2 separate regions of the Mus musculus genome follow, and region 1 is linked to region 2. The links are chromatin loops, found by intact Hi-C in ENCODE. Cell type or tissue: heart. All regions are shown on one strand. Links, peaks and the distances in the headings refer to the core of each region. The heading gives the core; the rest is flanking DNA.

The links. Peaks named below come from ENCODE experiments on the same cell type or tissue, not always from the same donor. Only the 100,000 strongest peaks of a DNase experiment are listed, where the experiment ranks them.
Region 1: it touches region 2 in a loop (2.6-fold over the local background); 4 of 42 quality-filtered maps call a loop at or near these places.

Annotation. Positions count from the first base shown.
Region 1 is chr3:130,087,928-130,103,331 of GRCm38, forward strand. No RefSeq gene overlaps it. Among named protein-coding and RNA genes, the nearest start is that of Sec24b, 35 kb to the left of the region's middle. In heart, for the core only: a CTCF peak has its summit at 7,428 (motif pointing right); no DNase peak of the experiment used is centred there; H3K27me3 peaks cover 277 bases.
Region 2 is chr3:130,173,706-130,189,109 of GRCm38, forward strand. Col25a1 (collagen, type XXV, alpha 1) reads left to right here and starts at 7,140. Exons shown (of 38, transcript NM_029838.4): 1 at 7,140-8,075; 2 at 9,060-9,129. The coding sequence starts at 7,779. In heart, for the core only: no CTCF peak of the experiment used is centred there; DNase peaks (open chromatin) are centred at 6,626 and 7,046; H3K4me3 peaks cover 2,070 bases; H3K27ac peaks cover 1,703 bases; H3K27me3 peaks cover 496 bases.

The sequences.
Region 1 (15,404 bases), core at 2,920-10,919, 86 kb before region 2:
AGCTTATAAATAAGTCAGGGTAGATGATGCTGATGATGGGAAGTGGATGTGGGAGAGGCCAGCAGAATGAAAATGTGCTCATTGGGAATGAAGAATGACAGTGCACAGGCAGAACCCCCAAAAGCTGAAATTCTCATAAAACCGTAGGTAAGCTTACATTATGTCTTACACATTTTAAACTCTGGACCAAGGCCGAAAACATCACCTGCCTTGGGTCTCTGCACAGATACTTATGAGCTACAGGCTAACAAAACTGACCAGCAAAAGCACTTCAAAATTTGGTTATAATCTATAGACTGTCAGCTTGGGGGTTACTGGTAAAGTAATTTGCAGTCTCTTTTTTTTGTCTGTTTTAATTGATGGCTTTTCTCTGCAGCTAGCTTTACAGGAGAAATTGAAACACAACTGCAGCGTTATAAATCCACGAAGCAAAATAAGTGGTGTTCAGAGAGTAACGGAGAAGGGTCCAGAAGAGTTCGCCTAACAGCCCTGTTTGCTTCCTTTCCTGGAACATTCCGTGTGGGCTGGGTAGATCTCCTGCCTTCAGGGCAGTGGGGTTTGGAATGCAGAGGCAATTTGGGGATAGACAGGAGCCCATACACACTATTGAAATTGGCCATAATCAACAGCCAAGAAAGCCCCGAAGAAGAGTGTAGGAGTCTCCAACAAGGCTTGCCCTGATGGAAACTGGCCTGCCTCACCTTACTCAACAAGACAAACTCTCACCGTTTGTCATTCTTTCGGCACGGGGCCACTTAGATCCTTTGGCTCCCTTATTCTGTAACACCTACCAATCCTGAACATATTCCTGGTGGGTAGGCTGTGACTGTCCAGCCATCACCCCGAAGGTGTCCCCTCCCCTGGCCTTGGGCAAATTTACTGCTGAAGAAGCCCCTGTTGCAAGCACCTGCTCTTCAGCTGCGCTGGCCACGCCCTGACCATTCTACGCCTACCTTCCCCACTGTCCAGTGTGGATCTTGTTTGTGGTTTGTGTCTACACTCCATTCTTACAGTGCTATGCTTTATAGCATCTCTCTGGCTCTTCCATGGGCGTGAGCAATTCTGGAGTATTTCGACACTGAGGGTAACAGCTCTGACTTACACTTGACTTTGATAACAGGTAGAAGTTGTAGGTGATCTAAAAAGAAGCCCAAATATTTAATTTGTATTTACATATTGTTCTGGAGCTAGAACCCAGGGCCTTGTGCAAGATAGGAAAGCATCCATCTATGGAGCCATACCCTGCGTTCTGGCTTTGATATCTTGACTTAAAGATAATCTCAGCACCTGTCTGACCAGTGAGACCCAGATTATGCTTAAGAGATAAAATACATATGTATTCATATATATATATGTATATATCTACATGTATACATATATATGAAAGTGTCATAATGAAACCTACTCTTTTGTGTACTAATCAGTAATATATTTCTTTTTAGATAGGGTCCCATATAACCCAGGTTAGCTTCAGATTCACTATGTAGCCCAGGCTGGCCTTGAATGCCTGATCTTTTTTCTTTGGTCACCTGAATATGAGATTAAAGGTGTGAGCCACCGGGCTTAAAGAGCTGTTCATATACTAGGCAAGCTCCCTAGCACTGAGTTATATTCCTAGTTCATGAGTAGCACTACAGAGATTTTTACTAGTGCATATTTATTGTATAAAGCAGTGGGGCCTGTGAAGTATGGCGAAGTATGTATGTATTTTGACTTATTCACTCCTTATTGTCCCTGCCTCGTGCTTGTCTCCTCTCTGTTCCTCCATAGTACCTTCTGTTTGCATGTTATAGCCATACACGTATGTAAAGCTATATGACCCAGGTTCCATATATGAGAAAACACGTGATGTTTGTCTTTCTGGTCTGGTTTATTCCACCTAATCTGATAATTTTCAATTCTATCAATACTTCCGAAAATGACATAGCTTCACTTTTCTTTATGGTTGAATAAAAGCTTGAGTCACCTTTTCCTAAAGAAGTTTCTACTCAGGAAAGGAAGTTGAAATGAGGAGAGTTGGATGTATAAAGCTCACTTCTTCACAGTATTCAACTTCTATAGCAACCTGAAACCAAACTAGACCTTCCCCACGCACTCTGAGAACACAGATCCGCTTCATCACTATGTTGCCCTGTTAGCATCTTCTCTCATCACTTGGTACAGCGATCTTGTCTGCATCTTAAACTTTAAACTGGTGAAGGAGGAGCTGATCTGCACCTCTCTTATTTCCCCTGTGAATGGGCTCTTGAGCTTTTGAAGCAACAAATCTACTAAGCTACCCAGCCAAGACCTGCAGGCTGGGACCCGTGAGCTGCTGGCTAGGCAACAGATAACAACTCTTGGGGGACTCTTCCTGTAATGTAAAGACTTAGTGAATCGCACAATGTGGCCCTGTCCTCTCTGCCACCCCACTCAACCACAAGACATTGACATCTTATTAAGGTGAAATCCCATTAAAATAAACATGAAGTGATGATTTTCTCCAGAGCACTATCACGGGACTTCAAGTTAGTAAAACTCACGTGTGCGTACGTGTGTGCTCATGGTGCTGTCGGGGAACCAAAGTCAGAGGGACACAGTCTGACAGGATGGCTGTTGCCAGGCTAGTTACTGTTTCTCTTTTTGCTTTCTTTGGGCGGATGTTTTTGTAGTTGGCATCTTGGCGACACCGTTCTCTCCCCCTCCCCCTGCTCTATGATTCTTCCAATTTCCATTGCCTCTGCTCTGGATTATTGCCAGCCACATTCTAGCCTACTCTTCTGCCTCCTGTTCATTCACTGCATCTTGCGAGGCTCATTTCCTTAGATAGAGCACAGGGCTGGCTGTGACAACCGTCTAGTTGCAAATGTTCAGTCACTCTCGTTTGTTCAACGTCCCTCTTTTACGTATTTATTTCTTAAATCCCTGTCTGAGCTGGCTGTGAGTCATCTTTATATTCCTCTCTATGCAGCCCCTTCTCTTTGTCCTATTTCCTGGGTCCACTCATTGTTCCCACAGTGTGCTTGAAGGTTCTTTTTTGAGGCTGACCCAAGCTTGGCCGCTGTACTCTTTAGGATCAACCGTTCAGACTATCCCTAGTGCCCAGTTTGCTCCAAGGGTCTTCCCTAAATGTCCCTAAGAAGCCCCTATTTTCCCTTAGCACGTTGTACTTGGGTTTTACTGTGTAATAGCCCTGGCTGTCCTGGACTTGCTTTTTAGACCAGGCTGGCCTCGAACTCACGAAGACCCACCTGCCTGTGTCTCCCAAGTGCTGGGATTAACGGTGTGCACCACCATGCCCGGCAGGTTGTGCTTTTACATGTCTCAGGACACCTCCCTCTCTCTGCCTTTCACATTCTCAGGCTCGTGCCTGGATGCAGTGGGCAGAGCACCTGCATCTTCATCACAGATCTGATTATTTGGATGATCTGGGCAGCTAACTTCTTCAGATGTCAGCTATCTGCTGACAACAACTGTCTCGTGAGATTTTTTTTTTTTTTTTATTGTGGACATTAAATGAGACAATGTCATGTCATGTAACCCAGTTGCAGGCTGTCATTATGTGGTCAGAGTGTAGGAACTGCTGTCATTCTTCCTCTTCTTGCTTGAGTTGCTTTTCTAGGCTGTGACTTCAATGACTGTTGGATCTTTTCCCAGAGCGGGTGTAGCAAACACCTCCTATCAAAGACTAGTTGGAATTTTAGGTTTGGCCATTGACAAATCTGTCATATATATATATTTTAACCCGTTTTCTCTTTTTCTTTGTCTTACAACTTTATAAGTTTACCCTAGCTCACCGATTATACCAAACGGGGCCAACCAGCTGCAGCTTGCTGATCTGTTATGTAGTCCAGACCAGTGTTTCACTGATCAATCAATGTGTCTGATTAAATAAGGGATTACATGATTAGGCCCTACTAGACCTCTCCCATTACTTCAAATCTTTTACAAGCAACCTCTGTTGTAGTTCGAATGTGAATTGTCTCCCATAGGCTCGTATGTTTCAACACTTGGCCCCCACTGGGGGTGAAGTCTGGGAAGGTCATAGAGCCTTTGTGAGGGGGATCCTGGCTGGGATAAGTCATTGGGGAGGGCTTTGAGGTTGATTTTAATGTAATATTTAAAATTTATTCTTTGAGAATGTCATACATGCATACAATGTATTTTGAGCATATTAACCTCTCCCTAGTACCCACTTCTGTTGCTCCAGGAGCCTTCTCCCCATGTCTACCAACCCCATGACCCCTCTGTCTCCTCTCCTTCCTCCTCTACCACCTCCTCCTGAATATAATCCACAGAATCTACCTAGTGGTGCCTGTAAATGCATGGATTTGGGATGATCCACTGGAACACAGAAAACCTACCAGGGGTCACACGTCCAGGGTAATAATTCTCCTGCAGCAGCTTTTATTGATAGTTCCGCAGTTAGGGGCGGGGCCTCTTCAGCTCCTCCTTCAGGGCTGGAATGTTGTTTGCCATGGACTTGTACAGGTCTTGGGCAGGTAATGACAGAGGCTACTGTGAGTCCGTGCATGCCCCGTGTCTATTACGTTCAGGAGACACAGTTACACGGCAATCCTCCCTGACCTCTGGCTCTTACAGATTTTCCATTGTTCTTCCTTCTGCATTGTTCTGAGAAGCTTGCAGGAAGAGAGTGTGGTATAGCTGTGGCATTAGGGCTAAGATGAGCCATTTATGTTTTTGCTACTTGAGCATTTGTGAGTCTCTGTATTAACTGCTCTCCATTGCAAACAGAAGCCTCTCGGCTGAGAGCTGCATTGATCTGTGGGTATGAAGACAGGGGTTGTTTGACAATATGTCTATTCAGTGAGGTAATAGAAATAGGCTCTTCCTTAGGACCTGTGGCCTCCATAACCCTGGTTCTTGGTCAGGTCTGTAGTACCAGGTATGGCTTCCCTTCAATGGAGCAGGCCTTAAATCCAATAAAAAGTGGTTGGTTATCTCCATTAGCATTCTGCTATTTCTCCACTGGGCATAGACTGCTTCCAGGTCTGTTGCTATTGTAGCTCACAGGGTTCATAGTGTAACACTGTTGATTATGTTTCTCCCTCAGCAGCCTGCAGAACCTCTTTTGGCACTATGAAAGTTAGCCCCAGAAAGGTCACAGGCTGCATGTCCTGCAATTAAGTGTGTCATATCAGCAATAGGGTCGTACCACCAAGTTCTGGTGGACAACAAAGAGCAATGCCAAAGCTTGTATTTTTTGGGGGGGGGTGGTGGTGGTGACAGTCTCTGGGACCTTACTTGACTGACAGCTTGAAGAAAAGTATCCCACCCCAGGCTTTTTGCCCTAAATGGCTTTTGTGAGGTCTTAGTTAGGGTTTTACTGCTGTGAACAGACACCATGACCAAGGCAACTCTTAAAAGAACAAACGTTTAATTGGGGCTGGCTTACAGGTTCAGAGGTTCAGTTCATTATCATCAAGGCAGGAACATGGCAGCATCCAGGTAGGCATAGTGTAGGAGGAGCTAAGAGTTCTACATCTTCATCTGAAGGCTGCTAGCAGAATACTGGCTTCCAGGCAGCTAGGATGAGGGTATTAAAGCCCATGCCCATAGTGACACACCTACTCCAACAGGGCCTCACCTATTCCAACAGGGACACACCTCCTAATAGTGTCACTCCCTGGGCCAAGCATGTACAAACCACCACAGGTAGGGTATTATCCTTGCCATGCAGAGTAACTCGATGTCAGCTGTTTTTGTTTTTGCTTTGTTTTTGTTTTTTAATGCAACTTTTGGAAAGCTTATAAAATAGTAAACTTCCATACCTATTTAGTGTTTGCACTCTGGGTGCAGATGTGATATGACCATCGAGTCTTGCTCCTGAGCCTGTGTCATCTCACTAGGATAGGCTGTATCTCTCTGAAACTGTCAATGGGAATAAGCCCTATCTCCAAGAAGTTGCCTTTTCGGATGGGCCATGGTATTTTATCACATCAACTGGAAAATAAATGAAGACAGCTTCTCTTTTTTTTTTTGAGATTTATTAATGTTATGCATTACAAGTACACCATAGCTGTCTTCAGACACACCAGAAGAGGGCATCGGATCCCATTACAGATGGTTGTGAGCCACCATGTGGTGGCTGAGAATTGAACTCAGAACCTTGGGAAGAGTAGTCAGTGCCCTTAACTGCTGAACCATCTCTCCAGCCCTGAAGACAGCTTCTTATGTTTATTTCCCACACCATCTTAAGTCTTGATGTCTGTAGTGGATTTGCATCTAGAAATAACATGCATGAGTCCTTGAAGTGTGGAGCCATTTCTACACAGTGGCGTCTTTTCACACTGTCAGTTTTTCTACTCCAGTCAAGCAGAGGAGACAGTCCTATGTTGAGTCAGCAATTTTAAATTAGTTTGGGAGGAACAATTACAAGACTATTTAGACAACAACAAGCTGGCCCTACACAGCACCTATTTGTCTCTCCCCTAAGATATAAAGTCCTTGTTCCCAGGCTGGTTTTAATCAAACATCTGGCAAACCCAGTGTCACTGCAGCAAACGGGAGATGAGAACATTGCGATTAGCATAGCTTTTTAATTTCCTCTTTGCCTACCACATTTGCATATAACCCCCTGGGAGGCCATCTTATTTTCTCCATGGTGCTTTATCTCAACAATTGTTATCAGTCCCGCTAGGAACCTTTCATAGGTGCTCGGGAACAGGAGGAGGAATAATAATGGCTTTCTCTGAGAATTTTCATCTCTGGTGATTCAAGTCTTCACTCTGTTTCTGTTATAAACTCTTATCACAGGAAACAATAGGAACTAAATTTGAAGCACAGGCTGCCCCCGTGTCTCAACACTCTTAAAAAAAAACGCTCGACTCTTTTCATTAATCAATAATTGTGATACCAAGCATTTTTTTTTTGCTATTGTTAATTAAAACAATATATTTACGTGTGTCTGTGCACACCCATGCCAAAGTGTGCCTGGGGAGGTCAGAGGACAACTTGTAGGTATAGGTTCTCTTGTTCTATTGTGTGGGTTCTGGAGACTAGACTCAAGGGGTTAGGCCTGGGGACAGGCACCTTTACCCACCGAGCCATCTCGACAGCCCCTCATTCTTTCTGTTCTGTGAACTCTATACATTCATTCATTTACTTAGGAGACAAACGTTAAGCGTCAGGTCAGTCAACAAGGTCCACCCACATTTCATTTCTTTACGCGATTTAGCTGGGTGTGGTGGCCCATACTTGTAGTCACAGGACTCCAGAAGGTAAGGCAGAGGGATCCAGCGTTTGAAGCCAACTTGAACTAAGTGAGTTCTGTGCTAACCTGAGCTTCACAGAGACTTTTTATCAGCCAAACCAAACCAAACCAAACCAAACCAAACCAAACCAAACCAAACCAAACCAACAAAACCCTAAGTCAAATTAAATCGAAGCCTAACCAGGCCAGGTGTCAAATTTCCACTAGGTGTCACTGCTGTACCCCGAATTAGCCAAATACAGGCACAGACTGAGAGAAATCTATCTGCAAATTCACTTCCATGACTTTTTCCTCTTTTTTATTGGATATATTTTTTTAATTTACATTTCAAATGTTATCCCCTTTCACGGTTTCCCCTTGGGGACCCCCATTCTACCCCCTCTCTGCTTCTATGAGAATGTTCCCACCCACTCATCCACTCTCACATCCCTGTCCTGGCATTCCCCTACACTGGGGCACCCAGCCTTCACAGAGCCAAGTGCCTCTCTTTCCACTGATGCCCAGCAAGGCCATCCTCTACTACATATGTGGCTGGAGCCATGAGTTCCTCCATGTGTACTCTTCGGATGGTGGTTTAGTCCCTGGGAAATCTTGGGGGTCTGGTTGGTTGATATTGTTGTCCTTCCTATGGGGTTGCAAACTGTTAGTTTGTTAGTGGGATGACAAGGAAGAAAAGGCTAGTCACTTCTATATAATTTTGTATAAGCTGTCACTTGCAACTTTTGTTCATATGGCAAAATATCTTAATTGAGAAGCTAACTCAATAGTAATGTTTATTTTTTTTTAGAAAAACAACTGCAGTGATTTGAGTATGCCTAGCCCATAGAGTGGCAGTATTTTTAGGTGTGGCCTTGTTGGAGTAGGTGTGGCCCTGTTGGAGTAGGTGTGTCACTATGGGCATGGGTTTTAAGACCCTCATCCTAGCTGCCTGGAAATCAGTCTTCCACTAGCAACCTTCAGATGAAGCTGTAGAACTCTCAGCTCCTCCTGCACCATGCCTGCCTGGATGCTGCCATGTTTCCCACTTGATGATAATGGATTGAACCTCTGAACCTGTAAGCCAGCCCCAATTAAATGTTGTTCTTATACGAGTTGCCTTAGTCACGGTGTCTGTTCATAGCAGTAAAACCCTAACTAAGACAACAAGCAAAAGGAATATACAAAGATAAAAACTTAGAGGATGCAAAAAGTTAAGCAAATGATATAAACAGACTTTAGGAAATGCTAGATTTTGATAATTTTTTAAAATGAAGATAACTATTATTGATGGACATGATGGTTCAATCCCGCATTCCCAGCAATCTAGAGGCTGTGATATGAGAACCATCATGAGTTCAAGGTCAGCCCGGGCTATCTAGCAAGTTCCAGATTAACTTGGGCTATAGAATGAGACCTTGCCTCCCAAATTTTCTCTTAAAAAAAAAAGCAATTACTTTAACAATTAGGCAACATTCTGTCTTGAAAGAAAATGGAAGCTTTTGATCACGACTCAAAGATCTAAGCCTCACTGCCACGACTGCAGGGCTGGAGTAGCTCCCAAGCAGCCTGTGCTCTGGGGGGCTGTTCACAAGAGCTATATGATGCTGACGATGAAAAAAGAACACGCAAGACATAGGCTGGAGAAGGCGCAGCGACAGCGAGACCGCGATGGTTATGTCCATCTTCACGGTGTGTGTGTGTGTGTGTGTGTGATCAGTCAGGTGAAGGGAAGCAACAGGGAATGTTCCTCCCTAAACACTGCCATCCGTTTTAGGCAGCCATGGGAGTCACACTATGGGCAGCACCCCTTGTCCCTGTGAGCATGAAGCCACAAGTAGGGCCTTATGGGACGGAGTTGCAGGGTCCGAGGCAATGACTCATCGTGAGGAAAGACACACCTTCCAGAAGCAAGGACGAAGAAAGAAGGGTATTATATGTCCAGTCTACTATTTATACCCTTCTGGTTTGCAGTTAAATTGTGACTTCAGTCATTTGGTTATGGTAACAGAAGCTCTGTTGGAGTTAAAGACTCCTTTATTAAAAAAAAAAAAAACAACCCACAAGGTAAACAAACCTATGCGTTCTCATATTTACCTGTAATTCTGCATCTTGCTAATCCAAATAGTCCATTAGGGCTGGATGAACCATAAATAAAACTAAAATTTCTCATGAGTAAGTAAAGGGTGGCTAGTATTTTCATGAAAAATGCGCAACACGAAATGATGTTGAATTTTTCCGCACTTAGAGCATGCATTAAAAAGTACTGCTATACTTGAGTGTTTTAAAATTCTTTTTACGTTTTTCCCCCAATTTTTTATTAGATATTTTCTTCAGTTATATTTCAAATGCTATCCCGAAAGTCCCCTATACCCTCCCCCCACCCTGCTCCTCTGCCCAAACACTCCCACTTCTCGGCCCTGGCGTTCCCCTGTACTGGGGCATATAAAGTTTGCAAGACCAAGGGGCTTCTCTTTCCAATAATGGCCCACTAGGCCATCTTCTTCTACATACAGCTAGAGACATGAGCTCTGGGAGTACTGGTTAGTTCATATTGTTGTTCCACCTATAGGGTTGCAGACCCCTTCAGCTCCTTGGGTACTTTCTCTAGTTCCTCCATTGGGGGCCCTGTGTTTCATCCAATAGATGACTGTGAGCATCCACTTCTGTATTTGCCATGCACTGGCATAGTCTCACATGAGACAGCTATATCAGGGTCCTTTCAGCAAAATCTTGCTGGCATATGCCTGGGTTTGGTGGCTGATTATGGGATGGATCATCAGGTGGGGCAGTCTCTGGATGGTCCATCCTTTCGTCTCAGCTCCAAACTTTGTCTCTGTAACTCCTTCCATGGGTATTTTGTTCCCTATTCTAAGGAGGAATGAAGTATCCACATATTGGTCTTCCTTCTTGATTTTCTTGTGTTTTGTATCTTGGGTATTCTAAGTTTCTGGGCTAATATCCACTTATCAGTGAGTGCATATAAAGTGAGTTCTTTTGTGATTGGGTTACCTCACTCAGGATGATGTCCTCCAGATCTACCCATTTGCCCAAGAATTTCATAAATTCATTGTTTTTAATAACTGAGTAGTACTCCATTGTGTAAATGTACCACATTTTCTGTATCCATTCCTCTGTTGAGGGACATCTGGGTTCTTCCCAGCTTCTGGATATTATAATTAAGGCTGCTATGAACATAGTGGAGCATGTGTTCTTATTACCAATTGGGGTATCTTCTGGGTATATGCCCAGGAGAGGTATTGCAGGATCCTCTGGTAGAACTATGTTCAATTTTGTGAGGACCCACCAGACTGATTTCCAGAGTGGTTGTACAAGCTTGCAATCCTACCAACAATTGAGGAGTGTCCATCTTTTTCCATATCCTCGCCAGTATCTGCTGTCACCTGAGTTTTTGATCTTAGCCATTCTGACTTGTGTGAGGTGGAATCTCAGGGTTGTCTTGATTTGCATTTTCCTGATGATTAAGGAAAGAAACACAAGCAGTCATCAATAGTCTCCCAACAAACAAACAAACAAACAAACAAGCCCAGGACAAGATGGGTTTAGTGCAGAGTCCTTTCAGACCTTCAAAGAAGACCTATTTCCAACTCTCCTCAAGCTATTCCACAAAATAGAAACAGAAGGTACTCTACCTTCTAATTCATTCTATGAAACCACAATTACTCTGATACCTAAACCACACAAAGATTCAACAAAGAAAGAGAACTTCAGACCAATTTCCCTTATGAATATCGATGCAAAAATACTCAATAAAATCCTCGAAAACCGAATCCAAGAACACATCAAAACGATCATCCATCATGATCAAATAGACTTCATCCCAGGGATGCAGGGATGGTTTAATATACGGAAATCCATCAACGTAATCCACTATATAAACAAACTCTTTTTACTTTTTAAGTATTGTGTGTACCTGATTGTGTGTGTGTGTGTGTGTGTGTGTGTGTGTGTGTGTGTGAGAGAGAGAGAGAGAGAGAGAGAGAGAGAGAGAGTATGTACCTATGTATGTATGCAGGTGTGCATGTGGGCCAGAGGGCAATCTTGGGGGTCACTCCTCAGGCACTAGATAGACACTATGGTCTGTTGCTGGCCTGGAACTCATTGAGTAGAGATATGCCTGCCTTGGCCTCCCCAGTGCTGGGATTACAGATTGTCCATACTGTGCTCAGTGTTTTTGTGTGAGTGTTGAGGACTGAGCTCTGGTCCTCACACTTGTGTGGCCAGCCCTTTACCAACAGAGTCATTTTCCAGTCCCCTTAGGAAGTATTTTATTTTATTTTATTTTATTTTATTTTGCCTCGAGGAAAGAAATTTTATTTTACATAGGTCTAACAATTTGACAGACCACATTTCAAGATGAGACTGAAGCCTAGGTAATTATGGATCAATACCTGGAGGAAGTATTTTAAGATTGAAGTTGACCTTACTAGTACTGAAACATTTGTGCTACAGAGTAGGGAGACTCATGAATATGTAAACATCATTTAATATTTATGCATTACTTTAGTATCAGTTTCTGTAACACCACCAGGGGTGCTTCACATTAACGGTGTCTGTACAAGTAGATGTCTAAACGCTTTTTGTCTTTTGGTATATGAACTGCCAATAAACATAAGAGTGTGAAGATAAAAGCATTGCTGGATTAAATGAATGCAGTAATTTAATTAATCTATTTAACCACTAAGGATGATTTCAATCTTACTGACTGAATATGAAATAATTTGAGAACATGACCCATTCGGAGTAAGGCTAAGTTCAAAAGTCTTTCAGTAGGAGAGATATTCAGTTTAATATACTGAGAACTTGGGGGCTGGAGAGATGGCTCAGTGGTAAGAGCACTGACTGCTCTTCCGAAGGTCCTGAGTTCAAATTCCAGCAACCACATGGTGGCTTACAACCATCCATAATGAGATCTGTCACCCTCTTCTGGAGTGTTCAAAGACAGCTACAGTGTAGTCACATATAATAAATAAATCTTTAAAAAAAAAAAAAAAGATACTGAGAACTTGGTCACTTTGTCATTCGGCCACTTTCTTCTGTCCCTAATTTTTCCTCCAGGATAGTTTTCAGCACTGGCTTCTTTTCTGTGAACAGCCTCAGTCCTTGGTCCTTTCCTTGCACTGAGCTTGAGACAGATCTCACACAGTTGTTTGCTGTTATGTGCACCAGGCTGGCCTATGAGCCTCTGGGGTTTCTCCCATCTCTGCCTCCCACCTCCCTGTAGGAACACCGAGATAACACGTGTGTGTGTGTGTGTGTGTGTGTGTGTGTGTGTGTGTGTGTGTGTGTGTTATTTATCCCGTCTGACTTTATGAATGTTCTTGTCATTCAAACCTGGATCCTCACCCTTCTGCAGAAAGCCAGCTCCCCAGAACCATATTTCTTTCCCATTTTTACGAGTTTATTTATTTATTTATTTATTTATTTTACCCAGAGCTTTTTATTCTGTTTTGATTTTGCAAACACTCCATGTTCTCGCCAAGTAACGTTTTAAGTTAGCTTGTGTTGGGTCATCTTCAAAGCATTACTTCACTTGAAACCCAAAACAAAGCAACTCTGAAGTTGTCCTTCCCACCTTAACTCTGCTCCCATTTTCTTTTTTTTTTCTTCCATTTTTTATTAGGTATTTAGCTCATTTACATTTCCAATGCTATACCAAAAGTCCCCCATACCCACCCACCCCCACTCCCCTACCCACCCACTCCCCCTTTTTGGCCCTGGCGTTCCCCTGTACTGGGACATACAAAGTTTGCGTGTCCAATGGGCCTCTCTTTCCAGTGATGGCCGATTAGGCCATCTTTTGATACATATACAGCTAGAGTCAAGAGCTCCGGGGTACTGGTTAGTTCATAATGTTGTTCCACCTATAGGGTTGCAGATCCCTTTAGCTCCTTGGGTTCTTTCTCTAGCTCCTCCATTGGGAGCCCTGTGATCCATCCATTAGCTGACTGTGAGCATCCACTTCTGTGTTTGCTAGGCCCCGGCATAGTCTCACAAGAGATAGCTACATCTGGGTCCTTTCAATAAAATCTTGCTAGGGTATGCAATGGTGTCAGCGTTTGGATGCTGATTATGGGGTGGATCCCTGGATATGGCAGTCTCTACATGACGAGTTTATTTTTATTTAATTTCTTTCATACAGTACATTTCGATCATGTTTCCACTTCCCTAGTATCTCTCAGATCCTACACACCTCTCTCCCTACCCACCCACCTTGATAAATCAAAAGAGAAAAACAATAAGACAAAACAAACAAACAAACAAACAAACAACAACGCCTATAAGAATGCACAGCATTTGCTTGGTGTTGACCATCCTCCCAGGTTGGGCCTGTCCTGGAGTGTGGCCGGTGCACGCAGTGGCCTGTCATTGGAGAAAGTGGCTTTCCTGTTGCCAGCACATATCGATTGCAAATAGCTTCGTGGAAGTTTTATGTCCTTTCCCCCCCCCTCAGTGCTGGGCTTGAACCTCTGTGGGTCCAATGTACGCTGTCATAGTCTGTTAGCGCCCATGTGCGTCAGTCCTGTTGTGTCTGAAGGACTCTGTTCCCTTAGAGTCATCCAGTACCTGGCTCTTACACTCTTTCTGCCTCCTCTTCAGCATAGATCCCTGAGCCTTGAGGGGAGGGATTTGATGAAGACATCCCATTTAGGACTCAGTGCTCCAAGGGTCTCACTCTCCTAAACTATATTTCTTAGCTGTGATATTTTGTCCCAACAACATTAACACTTGAATAAGAAATGGTTGTCTAATAACCATTCATCTAGACATGTCAGGCCTATGAGAACACCAGGTTATTTAATCAATGCCAACTGGTGCTGCCGTGAAGTCTTTGTGCTTGATTCTGGCGATGTAGTGGAGAGCTAGTGTTCTCCACGTGCCATGCTGGTTTATAACAATCTTTGTATTTTTTGATAATGTTGAGTTCTCTACCTCAAATTGGTATTCCCTCTTTCTTCATTTGGGACACTGCTAATCACCTTTAAGAATTATCTTAAGCATCACTTGCTCCACAAATCCAAAAGCACAAAAACCAAAAGGGTCTCAGAGGCTACCACCCATGTGCCACTGGATGATGATGCTATGAGGGTTTTTGCTCGCTTGCTTGCTTGTTTTGGGTTTTTGTACATACCCATAGCATCTGTGTATCTACATCCAGAACCGAATCATGAAATGCCCCAGAAGATGCAGTAAAGAGAAAGTGACTGGAGGGATGGCTCAGCCACTAAGAGCACTTTTTGCTTTTGTAGAGGACCCAGGTTTGATTCCCAGGATCCACATGGCAGTTCACAACTACCTGTCACACTAGATGCATCCAGGATATCCGATGGCCTCTCTTGGCCTCCCTCGGCACTGTGCAGATGCAATGCACAGACATGCATGCAGGCAAGAATAGTTATACATATATAAAGGGATAAATAATATTTTAAAATAAAAAACTATTTGAAGACAGCTGATTCCTGTTTCTCTGGCAAATGTCCCCAAATGCCTTGTCCCTCCCAGTCACTAGGATGGACTGCCATTGATTAACCCAAGGCCATTCATACGTCCTCCATAGCTTGTCAAAGCACAGAACTCTACTTTGAAAGCCATTAACTTTCAGTTTATGCAAGTCATTTAAAAAATATCTTGCTTACCATGTTGCTGAGGAATCAAATCATTCCTAGAATTCTTTTTCTTCTAAAAATTTTCTGTTATAAAGAAATTTAAATATGTTCAAAGAGGGAATAACATGAATCTCCTTTTGTCCCCTTTCCTGTCTCCACAGCTATGGACCCAGCCGACAACTTCCTGTATATTCTTCAACTACTTTGAGTCAAAATCCAGAATCGCACTAGTTTGTGGTAAATGTCCATCGGGAATCATACTTCTGCTCTTTTGTAGGCCATTTGTTGTATTCTCCAAAAGGTTTTACGAACATTTTTCTAAATTTCTAAATGTTAACAATATGCCTACTATACCGACTTCTGTGTCTCTTTCTAAGTGGGAATTCATTTTCTTTGGATCTAAAAATGCCCTTAAAGTTTTCATTGATGCTATCTTTCCCTCATTGCTCAGAATCTCGACCTCGCAGATGGGTTTCCATCTGTTTCTTAGGACATTGGTTTCTTTTTTTTCTTGGTTTAGAAAATCATTTAAAACTATTATGGTATACGTGTGTGTGTGTGTGTGTGTGTGTGTGTGTATGTGTCTA
Region 2 (15,404 bases), core at 3,148-11,147:
GTGTGTGTGTGTGTGTGTGTGTGTGTGTGTGTTTGAGACAGGGTTTCTTTATGCGTATACCTGGCTGTCCTAGACCAGGATGGCCAGGTTTACCTGTGTCTGCCCCCCCCTCCCCATATGTCTTCTGGAATTAAAGGTGTGTACCACCACCTCCCATCCAAAAGTCACCTTTTGTTTTGTTTTATTTTATTTTATTTTATTTTATTTTATTTTATTTTGAGACAGTTTATCTGTGTAGCCCTGGCTGTCCTGGAACTCACTCTGTAGACCAGGCTGGCCTCAAACTCAGAAATCCACCTGCCTCTGCCTCCCAAGTGCTGGGATTAAAGGTGTGAGCCATCACTGCCTGCCCGATTTCATGTTTTATTGTTAATGCTAGTTGTTACCTGTAGGACCTGGGAACTTTAATCTCAGCAATTCTTGGCTTCCTCCTGTTTATCAGTCATCCTTTTCCTCATTGACTTACTTTTATATATACTGTATACACGCTGTAAAAACTTATTGGCACCTCTAGTACTCTGGATGAAGATCTTAAGTCTCATTTACTTTCCTTGTTACAACAGGCTGCAGAATTACAATGTCTGCCTCTACACAGTGACATCTTTTTCACGGGCCCTCAACTAAGACTCCGAGGCATCTGTTTCTTTTCTACGATTTCAGACTTTTGCTACTCCTTGTAAACCCCCTCCCACAATGCTTTGCGTGTTTGTCTTAGAGATTGTGTTGGAGAGCTCTGTAAATTCACATTGAACATTGGCGGGAGTTCCAGTTGCCCCAGCTTGTCCCTGTGTCTTAGCTTCAGTTGTTCACTCGTCACACCTGGGATGAAGACGCCTCAGGTAAGGAGGAGTTACCTCCATTAGATTGGCCTGCGGGTGGGACTGTGGACATTTTCTTGATGGTTGACTGATGTCGAAGACAACAGTCCACTGTGGGTAGTATGTAACACCTATGGGCTGGAGGGTCTGGGCTGTGTGAGGAAAGTCACCGAGCAAGCCAATAAATAGCAGTCTGCAGTAGTATCTGCTTCGTTTCCTGTCCTTACTTTCCTGTTTGCCTTCTCTCAGTGATGAACTGTTAGGTGTAACCCTTTTCTCCCCAGATTGCTTTTGGTCATGTTTATCACAGTAACGGAAAGCAAACAGAACATTCCGGACATGGGTTAACATCTTTTATGTTAGCCATCTCAGGGCAAGAATCGTGGTATCGTGTTGTGGTTACAGTGTGAATTTTTTTTCTGATTATTTCTGGGCTTGGCATATTTTAATATGATTACTGACTGTTTTAGTTCCTGGCTTGTAAAAGAACGCTTTGAGCACTTGTTCACTTTTCTGGTTCGTTCTCTCTCTCAGGAATGTTTGGACATACTCTGAATGATAGGTATTTTTTCACTTCTATGTTTCATAAATCACTTTCTCCAATTCTGTAGCTTATCTTTTCACTCATTTTAAGTCTTTCTTAAAAAAAAAAAAACCAAAAACAAAACTAAAAGTGAGAGTCTTAAAGTTTATGTATTTCAGTTTATCAGTCAGTCCCTTAGTGGTTACCTGTTCATGTGTCTTGTTTAGGAAACCCTGCCTTACACAAGTTCACAAAGATATTTTTCTGTTATTTTCCCAATGTTTTTTATGTGATTATCAGTTATGTTTATAAACTTCCCCTGCTTAATATTTGTATATTCTATGAAGAAAAGGTTCAGTTTCATTTTCTTCCTGTATGAATATACCACATAATGGATGGAACCCTTCCTCTCTCTCATTGCTCTGTGGAGTCCTTCCTCTGCCATTGTTAAGGGCATTTATGTGTATGTGGGCTTATCTTCAGGTTCTTTTTCTTTTCTTTTTAAATTTCTGCTCTCTGGTTTAATTTCAGGCCCCGAGGAGTAGCAGACCGTGTTGATGACCATGTACTGTAAACTATTTCACTGTCTGAAAGCGCTATATCCCCAGCCTGCTCTTCACAAACAGTCTTAATGAATGACTGTGTCATTTATAAATGAGATAATCCTTTATACTTTAAAAGTATACATAATTAAAAGATATACATATAAACATTCCTAGAATAACCACATAGCAAAATATTAGAAATAATCCTAGTGTTTAAGAGGAAAACTTTAAAAATAATGATTGAAAAGCAAAATTCTATAATGCATATAATGAATAAATGCTATGGATAAATCCCAAAACCATATTGGGCAAAAGGCATCAGACATATTAGAATATATCTTGCATGATTTTATTTATATGGAGTTCTAAAAGAGGTGCAATGAATCAAAAATGATATAAGATACAGCAAGAATTGTTTGGCAAAAGGAATTGCTCAAATCATCCAACAACAACTGGAAGGTCCTGAGACGACTCTGTTTATATAAACTGAAATAGGGCTAAAATCATGGTGTATGAATGAGAACTCAGTGTAAAAACGGGTGTTGCTTTTACCGTTCAGTGTCTATGGTCATTAAGTGGACACTTTTAAAGTAATAATAATAGTAGTATCAATAATATTTACTGTATTCCCTGCACTTCATACCAACCGTGCCATGTAATGTCTCTTCATGCAGTCCCATTTTCTCCTAGCAAAATATCCTAATAGTTACTCTTCTATTATTATCCTTATCTTATAGATGGAGAAACTGAAGCACAGAAAAGCTAAGTCATTTATTCAAAGTCTCCTGACTATTAAGTGGCAAAACTGGACGATGGCCTTGCCATCTTAACCTTAACCATAGGTAGACGCAACGATGCAGAGATAGATGTTCTGCCTATACAGTGCCTCACGAAAAAGTTGATTTTACGTTTGACAAGACATGTCCCCTCACTTCAGTCAGCAACATCACTGGTGGATTTTGGAGAAGACTCTCTTGGTAGGTTTAATACTTTGCTATTTAAGCTTTGAGAAGAAAATTCTCAGCATATAACAGAACAACAGACTGAGCACATAGGCCAGGGAGCCGGGCCGGTGTGTGCCGACTAGATTATTGGATTCGTACAGCTGTAAGCCCCTTGCTTAACCAGGCTTGTGCAAATGGGATCAGTCCCTTGATCTGTCTGAAAGGGAATTTTTCAGCTGTCACTCGGAGCCAAATACTTCTTTTCTGCTCGTCTGCTCTGAAAGATATTTATAATTTGTTTTTGATTTATTGAAATTTGCCTGGCTATAGAGGAATGGTCTCTTGTAAGCTTTGGCCTCTCAACTCTCTCCAGCTCCCCTCTCCCCTGCCCCGTTCTCTTTGTGACACTGCCTTCCTATGAGATGGTACTGGGAGCACACACACTCTCCTCTGAAGTTTATAAAATGGCATATGACGCTGTGCAGTTTACCCCGTCATTTTCTTTATTAAGACACTTGGAGGTTACAACAGGTGGTGCGGGTGTACAGAGAAAGGCAGAAATCCCTGCATATGCGTTTCTGTTGGGTACGTTTGCTGTGAACAGTGGCTGAAGTCATGGTTCTAGAAATCTAGTTTTGAAAGTTAATGACATAGAAAGGTATTTATAATCCCAATTGAAGTTTCTTTCTTTTTCTTTTGCTAAAGGTAATTAACACCCTCATAAAACAATATAATGTAATTTTCCAAACAACTCTCATCTGTCAGTAATCTTTCCAAATACACATGAACAGTCCAAATTTGAAGTATGTGTAAATTTCTAACATCTACATGATATATCCATTATGGGTTAGGTTCTAGAGGCAGTAGGATTATGCCTTCTTACATTTAAAAGTACTTCACAGCCCATTCGAGCCCTTTCTTCCACTTTATTGCTTTTGTTCCTAGTCACCTCCTTCCCCACTTTATCTTTCTGCCATGCCTGCCTGTCAAAAGTCCCATTTGTTTCTCGCATTTGACGACCTGACCTAGAGATGGGAGGCGGTGGCGGTAATTCTGTCAGTGAGGAGTCCTGGGTCAGAGCCTTGGCTCTCTCAGTAAGGAGGAGAATGCTGTCTCCCTGCATGGTTGGCTGCTTCCTTGTTCTTGAGTTGCTCGGTGAAAAGGCATCAGGACAATAGAACCCAGGTTTCAGGGGACTATGGTTCTGGAAAGGGCATCTTGATTTTGTATGATATGACAGATGGGCTCTCCAATCTTGCCCAGGCAATAGGCTAATGCATAGACACTATACAAACTCTTGGGAGGTAAGGACTCCACACTGCATGCCTTGCTTGACTTTTAGGCCCCGGGGTGATTCCAGGGTGACTTCTAATGCTGTCTGTACAGATAAAGACTGTCTTCTTACGATTTTGATTGCTGTTATTTTGGCACCACAACATATAACTACAAACTTAGCAGCTAAAACAAAACAACCTTAGTAATTATAGTTCTGGTGGTCAGGATTCCTAAATCCCTGGTGTTGATTGAGAAGGCTGTTCTCCTGGACATTCTAGGGGAGAACCCATTATACTCCTTCTTCTTGCTTTTGGAATAAAGGCTTTAGACACTCTTCTATCTTCCCAGACAATATTCCCATCCGGAATCCCCGTTTCCATTGACACAGCTCCTCTCCCTCTGCAATTCTGCTTCTGTTTTACAAGGACTCTTGGGAATAGGATATCTTTCCACCTTAAGTTCGTTAACTTCATCTACAAATGTTTTGCCTCTTAGATGTTTTAGAGTTTGGGGCATTCACGTGTGTGTGTGTGTGTGTGTGTGTGTGTGTGTGTGTGTGTGTGTGTTGCATGAGCACAGTATTATTCTTTCCATCATGGTCCTGTTCATTGACCATCTGTTTGCCTTTTCCTACTGTTGATACAAACCAAAGGCAAATTGGAATCAGCTGGGCCATAGAAGTTTTAGAGCTATTTTAATTTTTTTTGTATCTGTCTCCATGTACAAATCAAAGTAATGATGCTCTGCCGACTCTATAGAACAAAGTGGGTTCAGACCACAGAGCCTTGCTAATCCATGCATTCTTTGAGCTTGATGCAGAGAATCTTCTGGGTCTTGAAATCTTAGTGCTAAAGGCTGGCATATTTCTGACATATCATACTCACGAAAGGCATAAAGCGAAGCTAATCCTCTGGATAAAGGTCTCAAATCCATAAAATTCCAACTCTTATCTCTCCACTGAGATCTGATCATTCTAAGAGCTTATGAGAGATGCTGAAGGACCCTCTCATGGGCAACCCCCACAGACTACAGCATCATCCACGCGGACTGTGTGCTCTGCTGTTGCCATCAGCATGGAAAATGGCCTTTGTGTTTGTGTGAACTGTTTAAAGGTCTTTATTCTTTTTTTCTCTCTCATATTTCTAGAAAATGGTATGATGCAGAGGAACACCATGAGCAATAAGTTTGGCGAGATGGGGGATGACTGGATGTGCTGAAGGAATTTAGGGGAACAAGGAGAGGAGGGTGAGGAGAAGTCCGGACAGCTCCATATTGAGAAGGCAAATGGAACTGAGCAGAAGTTTGGAGGAACAATGCAGGCTAAGTTGTAACTGCTAGTGAGAGATGAATGTCGAATGGTGAGCTGTATCATTCTGGGGCTCCGGAGGTTTGGGTTTGGTATATGCATTCATTGCTCAACAGCTAAAAGATGGTAATTAGGAATTCCACAGAGGAGAGTATCGATGGCATAGAGCAGAGGCTCAAAGAGAGAACATTGAGAGGACTGGCAAAGAAAAAGTTTGCAACCCATGTACAACATTACCACCACCACCGCGGCCCACTAAACACCCACACTAAGCAACGGAGGTTAATTGGAATGTGGAAAGAACTAACATATTAAACTTTTTGGCTGGAGCTAGAGTTCAGGGTTAGGGAGCTTACTTACCTGGAACACACACACACACACACACACACACACACACACACACATCCTTCTTGAGTCCATTTAGTGTTTCTCATATGTCTATGTATTTAGAGATGACAGTCTGGAGTTGGTTCCGGAAGGAAACAGTCTCCTCCAGCAGCCATTGATTGTTAGTAGCTCTTATTCTAGGCACCGGGTCTCATGCAAGGTCCCCGATCCACGTTGGCATGTGAGCATAGTTGTTATTCAGGTCTTGAGGTCTTGTTTTATGCAACCACTTGTTGAGATTCATAAGTGCAGGCTTCCTGCTATGTCTATCCTAAGTCCCCCTTGGCACTGTAGTTTACACACGAGAAGCAACTGCTCCGGGTTAGGTATTTTGTTCATTGATTATAGTAGTAACTGGTTGTGGTAATCGGTTAGGGAGGGAAAGAAACGTACGTGACATTTCTTAAGATGAAAAGGCAAAAAGGAAGGTCTTTTGGAAGGAGAGTTAGGGTTGTGTTTTCTTCTCTAAAATCAATTGGATGCAAAATGCTACTTGTTATCAATTTAGAAAAAAAAAAAAAATCCCAGTAGAGACTTAGTAATTTGATCCAGAGGGAAGAGGCAAGCTGAGAGTCAAGGAAGAGGAAAAACTGACTTCATTCTTCAGCTCTTTCCTAAATCCTGAGAAATGTGTATGCCTCAAACACTCACAAAACAGCGAATCAGGAAAACACATTAGCACCCTAGTACAGAGAAAGAGCCCAGAGCTGGGGGGGGGGGGGGGGGCAGCATCAAGACAAGAGGAAACGGGGGAGGGGCGAGAAAACTTCCCCAGTCATCTGCAGCAAGGCGTGGGAAGGAAGGGAAGTGGGGAAGGTACCCTGCAGACGTCAGCCAGACACTTTGCCTCTGGGCATGTGGGAACGAACTGAGGGAGGAGGGAAAACGTCGCGCAAGGGCTAGATGGAGGAGCTCCTGTGGCTGCCTTTGAGCGAGGATCTGGAGAGCTGGAGCCTTCTGCTTCCGTTCTTTCCTTCAGGAGGCCATTTCTCCATTTTTTAACCCAAATAGGGGGCGCTGGGCTAAGCCAGTATAAGCCACTCTGCACAGCAGACCTCAATTCGGCCCCTGGCTAGGGCCGGAGAGATGGCCTTAGGGGGACGCTGAAGTTACTCGGTGGTGGGAGGGGGAAGGGTCTCCAAGCTCCTCTCCAATCACAGTGGTTGCTGTAGCTATTTGCATATATTATGCTAATAGAGACCTCGGGCTCCGCTCCCACCCGCGCTCCCGCCCCTTCGTGGGTCCAGGCGGGCTGGGCGAAGGTGAATATATTATGCTAATAAGGAGGCTCCTGCGGGAGGGGGCGGTCCGCGCTTCAGGCGCGCGCGCACTGTCTCACACAAGAGCATCCCGGGGTATTTAAGGCTCGCACACGCGGGTCTGCGGAGATACTTTTGGGGCCTCGCAGCTTACGATCGCTGCTTGGGTCACTCGGTCCTCTTTTTCTCTATTCCTCTACCACCCACGGGGGCTGCGCTCTCGCCGGGTCTCTGTATTTCCTTTTCTTTTTGGCCTTGAACTGATCCAGGTGGGAGACAGGTCGGCGGGTGGAAAAAGGTAGAGATAGGCAGGCAGACTCAACAGGTCGGAGCAGAGAGAGGGGCTCTCGGACCCTGCGCCTCCGCGCGGGGGACCCCTAAGGAGGTGTCGGATTGGGGGGGTCAAGAGAGCTGCCCTAGTGGGTTTCATTTCAGCTGTGACCCCAACAACACCCCCGGCGCCACACAGTCCCCGGCCGGAGGGTGCTTTTCACTCCTAGCTGGAAGGGGAGAAAGAATCTGGAGGACGGTCGGTCCACGCCTGCTGATCCGGACGCCGAGCCACGCGCAGGTCCATCTCTAAGCCCGGGCTCCGACTCTACCAACTAGTTGTGCAGCCGCAGGGACTGAACTTTGGAGGAACCGACCCTTCCTCTCATTCTAAGATTACTGGAGGAGATAGAAGGTGGAAGGCGTAGCGGAGGCCAGCGACCCCGCCACAATGTTGGTGAAGAAGCTTGCAGGGAAAGGAGGGGGACGAGAGTCTGGATCAGAAGATCCGCGCCCCTTGGGACAGCGTTGTGCCGGCACCATGCCCTCGTGCACGGCCCTGGCGACCCTCTTGTCAGTGGTTGCTGTGGCTTTCTGTTTTTATCTTGGGGTGAAAACCAACGACCTCCAGGCGAGGATTGCTGCTCTTGAATCTGCTAAAGGGACCCCTTCCTTCCATCCGCTGTCTGACACCGTGGATGAGCTGAAGGCAATGGTTCAGGAGAAAGTGGAGCGTCTCTTGGCTCAGGTGTGGAAGGCTGGGTATTTTGCACGTGAATACTGTTTTGCACAGGTGTGAGCCCTGTGTGCAGGGATAGTTTCGACCCTTAGCTGTCTGCATAGTTGACTTGACTGTATATGCCAAGTATGGAGTTAAGTACCTTGGGTATTGCTTAGTATCAAGTCTGTAGCAGATATCTTCCCTGGGTATTCCATAGTGCTTGCATGCTTAGACATATATGGGGGGTCTGGATAACGGGAGTGTGTGGAGGGGCATTTTATTTCTTTGTAGCTTTCTGGAGTCTCTTGGGAGCTCTCACTTCAACGGAGACCAATTTTTGTTGATATAAGATCTCATATCTCCTTCCCAGGGAAAGGTTAGGGAAACAGGTGTTATTAATATACAAAAGGTAATCACTTTCAAGTGAAACGATCCTATAGAGCTTGAGAATCATAAATTCCACCCTTCGAATCTTTTTTTCATGTTCAAACACTTTGAAAAAGTTTTATAGTTGGTTAAGGATGCAGTGCAGGTAATAATTGGAAGGTAGAGCTGTTGAAGCTGAGAGTTATCTTCAAGGTTGGTTTCAAATCAGGGCCATTTATTTATTTATTTATTTAAAATTTACTTCCAATGGAGAGGCTGTGTAGAGTTCACATTCACTTATGCACTCTTGACCAGCGTCTTTGGACCTATATCACTGCCTGGCTTTTGCACTGCCTGCCTATGCTTGGGCTAAAGGAAAGTGGGGGTGGGGGGGTGGGGTGGTAATTGAGGACTAGAGAAAGATGTTAGCCAAACCCTGCAATCCTGCTACCATGTCAGTGGTCATTGTCTTATTTTAGGACTTGGATTCTGTTACTTTTTGACAAGAGTCCAAGTACATATGTAAATATTCCTTATGCAAGCTATCAGATGCTGGCGAAGCAGGCATGTGGCCAGAGAGCCCCTGAGAGTCTAGTTCTCCTCAGTGCTACTGATACTGTGTCAACCCCTCTGCTTTCCCTACAGAAATCCTACGAACATATGGCTAAAATAAGAACGGCCAGGGAGGCACCTTTAGAGTGCAACTGCCCAGCAGGTAAAACGGCCCTCATTTAACAACGTTTCCTTCACAGCAGAACTCTGGAAAAAAAGAAAAAAGAAAAAAAAGGGGGGGGGTGTCTTGTGCTGTCAAGTCTACCTGTAATAATAGTGAAGAAAGACTGCAGGCCCAACCTGCTTTAATAAAACCAACATGTCTCAGTCCAAAAGATGGCAGAAAAGCCCTAAATATTGTTTTATGCAGCATGCTAAGGTCTGCTATGGGAAAGCAAGGAAGCCAGGGATGGTCACCATGAATAATATAGACAAGATGGTATGTAAAGACAGAGTTCTTAGAGTCTCAGATTGAAAGTCTTCTGTGATCTTATTAGACAATGTCATAATTTGTTGTTGTTGGTGGTGGCGGTGAAAATGGCTGTTGAACTCTTAAGACTCTGAATTCCCTGGTGTCTAATGCTTTACCAGGACAGGGTTGTCTTGTGCTTTTGGTAAACAGATGTGCAAATAACCTTTACCTCCTCGCCAGCTTGGATTCTGTCGCATCAACAAGGCTCACTCTCCTGTCTTGAAGCAGAAGACTAAAGCTATTCTTTATCTTGAGCTGCCATTATGAGCTATAACAACCTCAACGCCCTCTCAGGACAGGTTCTTATGTTTTTACTGGATTTCTGTGAAGTTTTAGGGAACTGTTTTAATGACAATACCTAAGAGAATTAGAAAAGAGAGGCATTAATGAATATCACTCCTCCAACCCCCATCCAGTCAGGGTAATTGTAACTCTCCATTCACAGACCTCTGAGAGTTGGTATTTATCTGTAGATTTAACAATTTAAAAGGTCTTGGATGAGGGCCATTGGAAACATTGACTGGATTCAAGAATATACGTCATAAAACCCCACGAGTGTTAGTGTTTTTTTTTTCAGATAAACACTGTAATTCATTTATTACGAACGGTCTAGTTTCACTTATCAGGCATGTAAGGTGATTCCTTTACATTTTATTTAATGTTTAAGAATATGATACTTGGTGCTTTATATAGTTAGGTGTTACATAGTGCCACTTGGTCAAGGGCGGATCACGTCATGAAGGATGGAGATCGCACAAGACTACGTCATTTATTGATGATGTAGCCATTTCAGTTCGGGTAAGTGCAGTGTAGGAAGTTATCAAACAACACAATTCTCTCTGTTAAGTGGTGAATGGTTGTGTATAGAAAGACTAGTTTCTGAATTTTTTTAATATCCTGAATTATTATTATTTTTTGCCACCGCCAAAACAGCTGCCACCTTACACATCAGCTTAAAATATGAACACCAGGTTGTTATAGTGTATACACTTGAAAACCTTTTTTACAAATTAAACTTAGTGTGTGTGTACAATAGCATCTGTATGGAAATCAGAGAGCAGCTTGCAGGAGTTATCTTTGTAATTCCACCAAGTGGATCCTAGGGATCAAATCCAGGCTTTGTGTGTGACAAGTGCCATCCCACTGGCCCTATGGCACAGTGATATATCCAATTACATTCGTCACCATACTGGAAATATATGATTTTTCACATAAAGGCTTTTGACTGAGAAGACAGTTCTGGAAAGATTGTTAAAACAAAAGAAAATCAAAATCAACCAACCAATCAACAACAAAAACCAACCCTCTTATCCCAGCTATGCAAAAGGCTGAGGCAGGGGGATGGCAAGTTCAGTGCTTGCCTAGGTTACAGCTTAGTAAGATTCAGTCTTAAAATCAAAAAGTTAAAAAAAAAAAGTTTGGAGAGCTTGATGTAGCTCAGTTTTAGAACACTATCCTAAAATGTACGAGACCCTGGGTTTAACCCTCAACACATGGGGGAAATATATAAAAACATACATACATAATTATATGTGAATATTTGAAAATTTAAGCTACCTCTTACGTTAGAAGAAAAATCAAGGAGGTCAGACTTGAAAATGTGGCTTTCGTTCTTAGTTGTTTTAAGTTGGGGCAGACCTCAGGACTCAGATATTTAAGGAAGTCACATTTCCATCAGAGGATTAAATACATAATCACCTCATCGCTGCTTGGGATTATTTAAATTCTGCAGACACCTGGTGCTGAGAGTCACTGACCCCACCCTTTGGAGTCCAGGACTTTTGGTATGTACTGTTTTTGCTAACTGTATTTAAAGCAGTTCGTGTTTAATTCGCTGGATTCTTATCGAGTTTGGTAAAAAGCTGAAAAGTGACCTCTCCTGCTCTGAGTTCTATTATCTGTGAAGATATGGTTCATGATGTTAAATGTAACCTAATTATCACCAGATCTGGGAGAAAGCTAATATGTTTAGAGTTGGCCTTGTGTATCTTGGGAGATTACAGTGGAGTGTTTCTCATCATAACAGGACAATTTAAATGGGATTTCCTTGTTTTTTTTTTTTTTTTTTTTTTTTTTTTTGGCTCTCAGTAACAGCTGCTATATCTCATCGCCACCACTAGAGACCCACATCACATCAGATTTTACCTGGCTTCTTAAGCAGAAGGTGTGTGTCTTCCAGCACATGGAACCAAATAATCACTGTTCTGGAAACACTTCCTTTGGCTTGCGTAATAATCAGGCATTACACAAAATAAAGACCCTGTATCCTGGAGAGAACCATTTTGAAATACAGTCAGTCAGTGAGACATTGTCTCAGGGAATGAGCGGGCCAGCCAAGGATTAGAAAGGAGATACAGCATTTCCCACCTGGTTTGACTCTTGCTGTGGCTCACTGTGACTAAGAGTTGTCACAAAGACATCTGTTTGTAGGACAGAGCTAGACAGGCCTGTGACCTCAGCTCAGTTCCTGTGGACAGGTGCCCATCCCTTGAAGTTGACACTCTTGTTGACAGTCTCAGGAATAGAGCCAAAGGCCCATGGTGGGGGGTTGGGGGGGGGAGTAATGCTATGTTGTTTGTGTTTGCTTTAATAGCTTTTGATAGACCCAAGTTCCTGAAGGGGTTTTCCAGGTAGGACGTAAGGAAATAATACAATCTCTGGTTGGTTGTTGTCCCCTTCTCGTAAGAGGGAGCTTCTGTGGGAGACGGCTGAGCTATTTACCAATAGTTTTGTAATGTAAGAGATGCACTCTCTAATTTCCATAACAACTCTTTAAGATTCTGAATTCCCTGGCGTCTAATGCTTTACCAGGACAGGTTTGTCTTGTGCCTTTGGTAAACAGATGTGCAAATAACCTTTACCTACTCACCAGCTTCTAGGGAGCTACTTTTATAGATGAGGAGGCCACGACTCAGGGAAAACAGTTAATGTACTAAAGTCAAGGTGAGAATTCATGCCCACATCTGAGGGAAGGGAAGTCGAAGACTTACTGAAGCATAGAGAATGAATGTTTAGAGCAGGTTACCCCCAGGCTGGGATTCTGGATCTGCTGTTGCTGCTGCTGCTGTGTGTCCTTGGTTGAACCAAAGAACCGAAGTGTGTTCCGTTTACTCATCCTGAAAAAAATAACCCACACACACACAAAAAAATCAGACAAGTCTTTCTTGTAGGGTGATGGTTTTTGTGAACACTCAGATGTTTTAGTGGGTATGTGTGAAGTTGTAGATGCTGCCTTTTATCTTTTTGCCTCTTCAATGTGCTACCTACACTTCACTGCTAAGCTACACTACTGAGCCAAACCCTTAAATCAGTTCTTTTCCTTGCTACTTAACTCTAGTGCACAGAGTTACAGGTTATAGGTGAGAAAAGGATCTTTGAGATGCTTGCCCAGAACTGAGTGTCTAATGGACAAACTCTGAACTAAAGCTATGCGTAACTGAAGAGCTATGCGCGTTTGGTTCTTTATAGATATTGATATTAGTCTCTTAAGTTACGTTTATCAACAGAGAGATCTTTTGACATTGGGGGTGAAGTTTGACTAAAGTACATAGACCTTGGGCTACTTGAGCGTGGGGTAGTAAAACATATCTTTGAAATTTTGAATTAGATATTTACAGATAGCTGACCTATCCGACTCATCTGTTTCAAACTTATTTTTAGTAGCTTTGCTGAGGTATGATTTATATTTCAGCCACTTTAAGGATTGTAATAAATTTGTAGTTGGGCAGCTATCCACTGTGGTCTAGTTTTAGATCATCTCTGTCTCTGTGACAGCTCACATTTACTTGGGAACTCAAGAGAAGCTTTATTTTAGAGAAGTTTTGCTTTGGAGAAACTCCAGAAAGATGAAAAAAACAACAACAGAAATGTTATCCATCAAAGCTCTTTTTAGCAGAGTACTTTTGAGGTAGCTGAGTCTTGGAGGTACCATGGGCATTGGGGGCTGGGCCTCTAGAAAGTCTGACCTTCAGATGAGAGCATATGTTGGCTCATTCTGTGGATAGGATTCTGTCAGGGCTCTCACTTGGTGTCTTACATAAAAGTATATATAAATCAGGCATGTTTATGGAAGAGTGTCTATGTCGAAGCTGATAGAGAAGGTGGGAGCCAGGCAGCCAGACAGAAGAGGTTTCGATCATTAGATCTTTTCTGAGGCCCCTGAATACCTTCTACACCTATGAAAATGATTATATATGAAGCAAGAGCAAGTGTAGGTAAATTGAATAAACCTCCCATTCATAACTGGAAGTGACACAGGCATAGGTGTCTGGCTGAAGGACAAATTTCCCATGGTTTCAGAAGACCCTGTAAATACCTTTCTTATATAAAGTGTAGAAAACTATTTCTTACTGTTATTTCATGTAGGCTACACTTTTCTTTTTTCTTCCAAAGAGACCAAACAACAAACTGAGTGCAACAAGCAATAGACTCATAATGTATAGATATTAGTTACGTAATGGAGTCTCAGAAGCAGTTTATAGATCATGAGAGTATTTGCATGAGTATTATTTAATGATAACGGCAGGCATTCTCTCGTAAGACTAAACAACACAGTGTGACATGCCAGTCCCGCCAAGCATTCGTGTTAAATTGTTTTGCTTCTAATGAGAACAACAGTTTGGGTGTGGCACTTTCAGTTGGTCTAGTAGTGACAGCTGGCAAAATGCCCTAGCCAAAGGGCCAAGGACAAATTGCCTCTTGAAGCCTTGTCCTGTGTTTAACTTGTTTGCTATGCTTGTCTGTAAACTAAGAAACTGTTTCTTTAAATGTCTCTTTTGCTACTAATTTCATGTGTTGATGAGCTGGGAGTTGAGAGGGGGGAGGAAGGGAGAGGGAGGGGGGAGGGGGGAGGGGGAGAGGTATCAACTCTTCTTGGAGTTCAGTTCACTCTTGCTCATTCTAACACGAATATGTAGGACCAATTCTCCTATAGGGCTGTGATAACCTACTTTGCTTCCCGCTGCTTTGTCTTTGTGCAGAGTCAAGCACACAGTATTGATAAAGGCGGCGTTTGACTGGCAGGTTTAGGGAAGGGAGAAGGAATGTTCAATCATCATGGGGATTAGGTAGACAGGAGCAGGCGAGGAGACATGCCAGAATCAGGACTGCTGATTCTGTAGCTAGGGGTATTTTCCTGACACAGAGGCATCCCCAGTAGACATTTATCCAAATAGCATCAGTCTGTTATCTTGAGTGGAAGCCATCCAAGACCTATCAAGAAAAAGTGCTTTAGTTCCCCCCTACACCTTTATAAACAATACTTGGTAGTTTAATGGAAGCTGAGAATGTGGAAACAAGGCATGAATCAGTCTGGGCTGTAGGCCGAAGCTCGGGATGGACTAAACGCAGAAGCATCCCCATCCTCCTTGGTTTGCCAAAATGGGTGAAATTTCATTCTGTGGTTTTTATGTAGCATGATACTTAACACTTTCATACTCCCCTCCCCCAGATATATTTTTTTTTAAGGACTGTGGTATGCTCAGATGCCTGATTTCCAGACATGAATGTTTGTTGCTATCTTTTGAGATTTGCTGTACGAGTCTATATAGAAAAAAAAAAACCTACTTAAAACTTGATGATGTAAAGGATTAAATGCTAAGAGTGGGATGCTGAAGTCATGGAGAGTCACATGTTAAGAGTGAGGACTTTTCACAGGTGTCCTATATTCCTTCGGATGGTGATGGTCATTGGATGACAGAATTCCTTGAGGACGAGGCACCAGGTGGCAAGCACCTCCTCCTTGAGACCACAAGGAGGAGGGACTGAGTTGACTAGCAGGACACCCCTTCCCTTTCTACAGTCTCCTTTCCCAGTTACATCCACTGCTGACATCTTTCTTGACCTGTACTTGCAATAGAAAAGATTAGTGAAGGTAAGCAAGGGATCTCTCTCTCTCTCTCTCTCTCTCTCTCTTGTTTTTTTATTAGATATTTTCTTTATTTACATTTCAAATGTTATCACCTTTC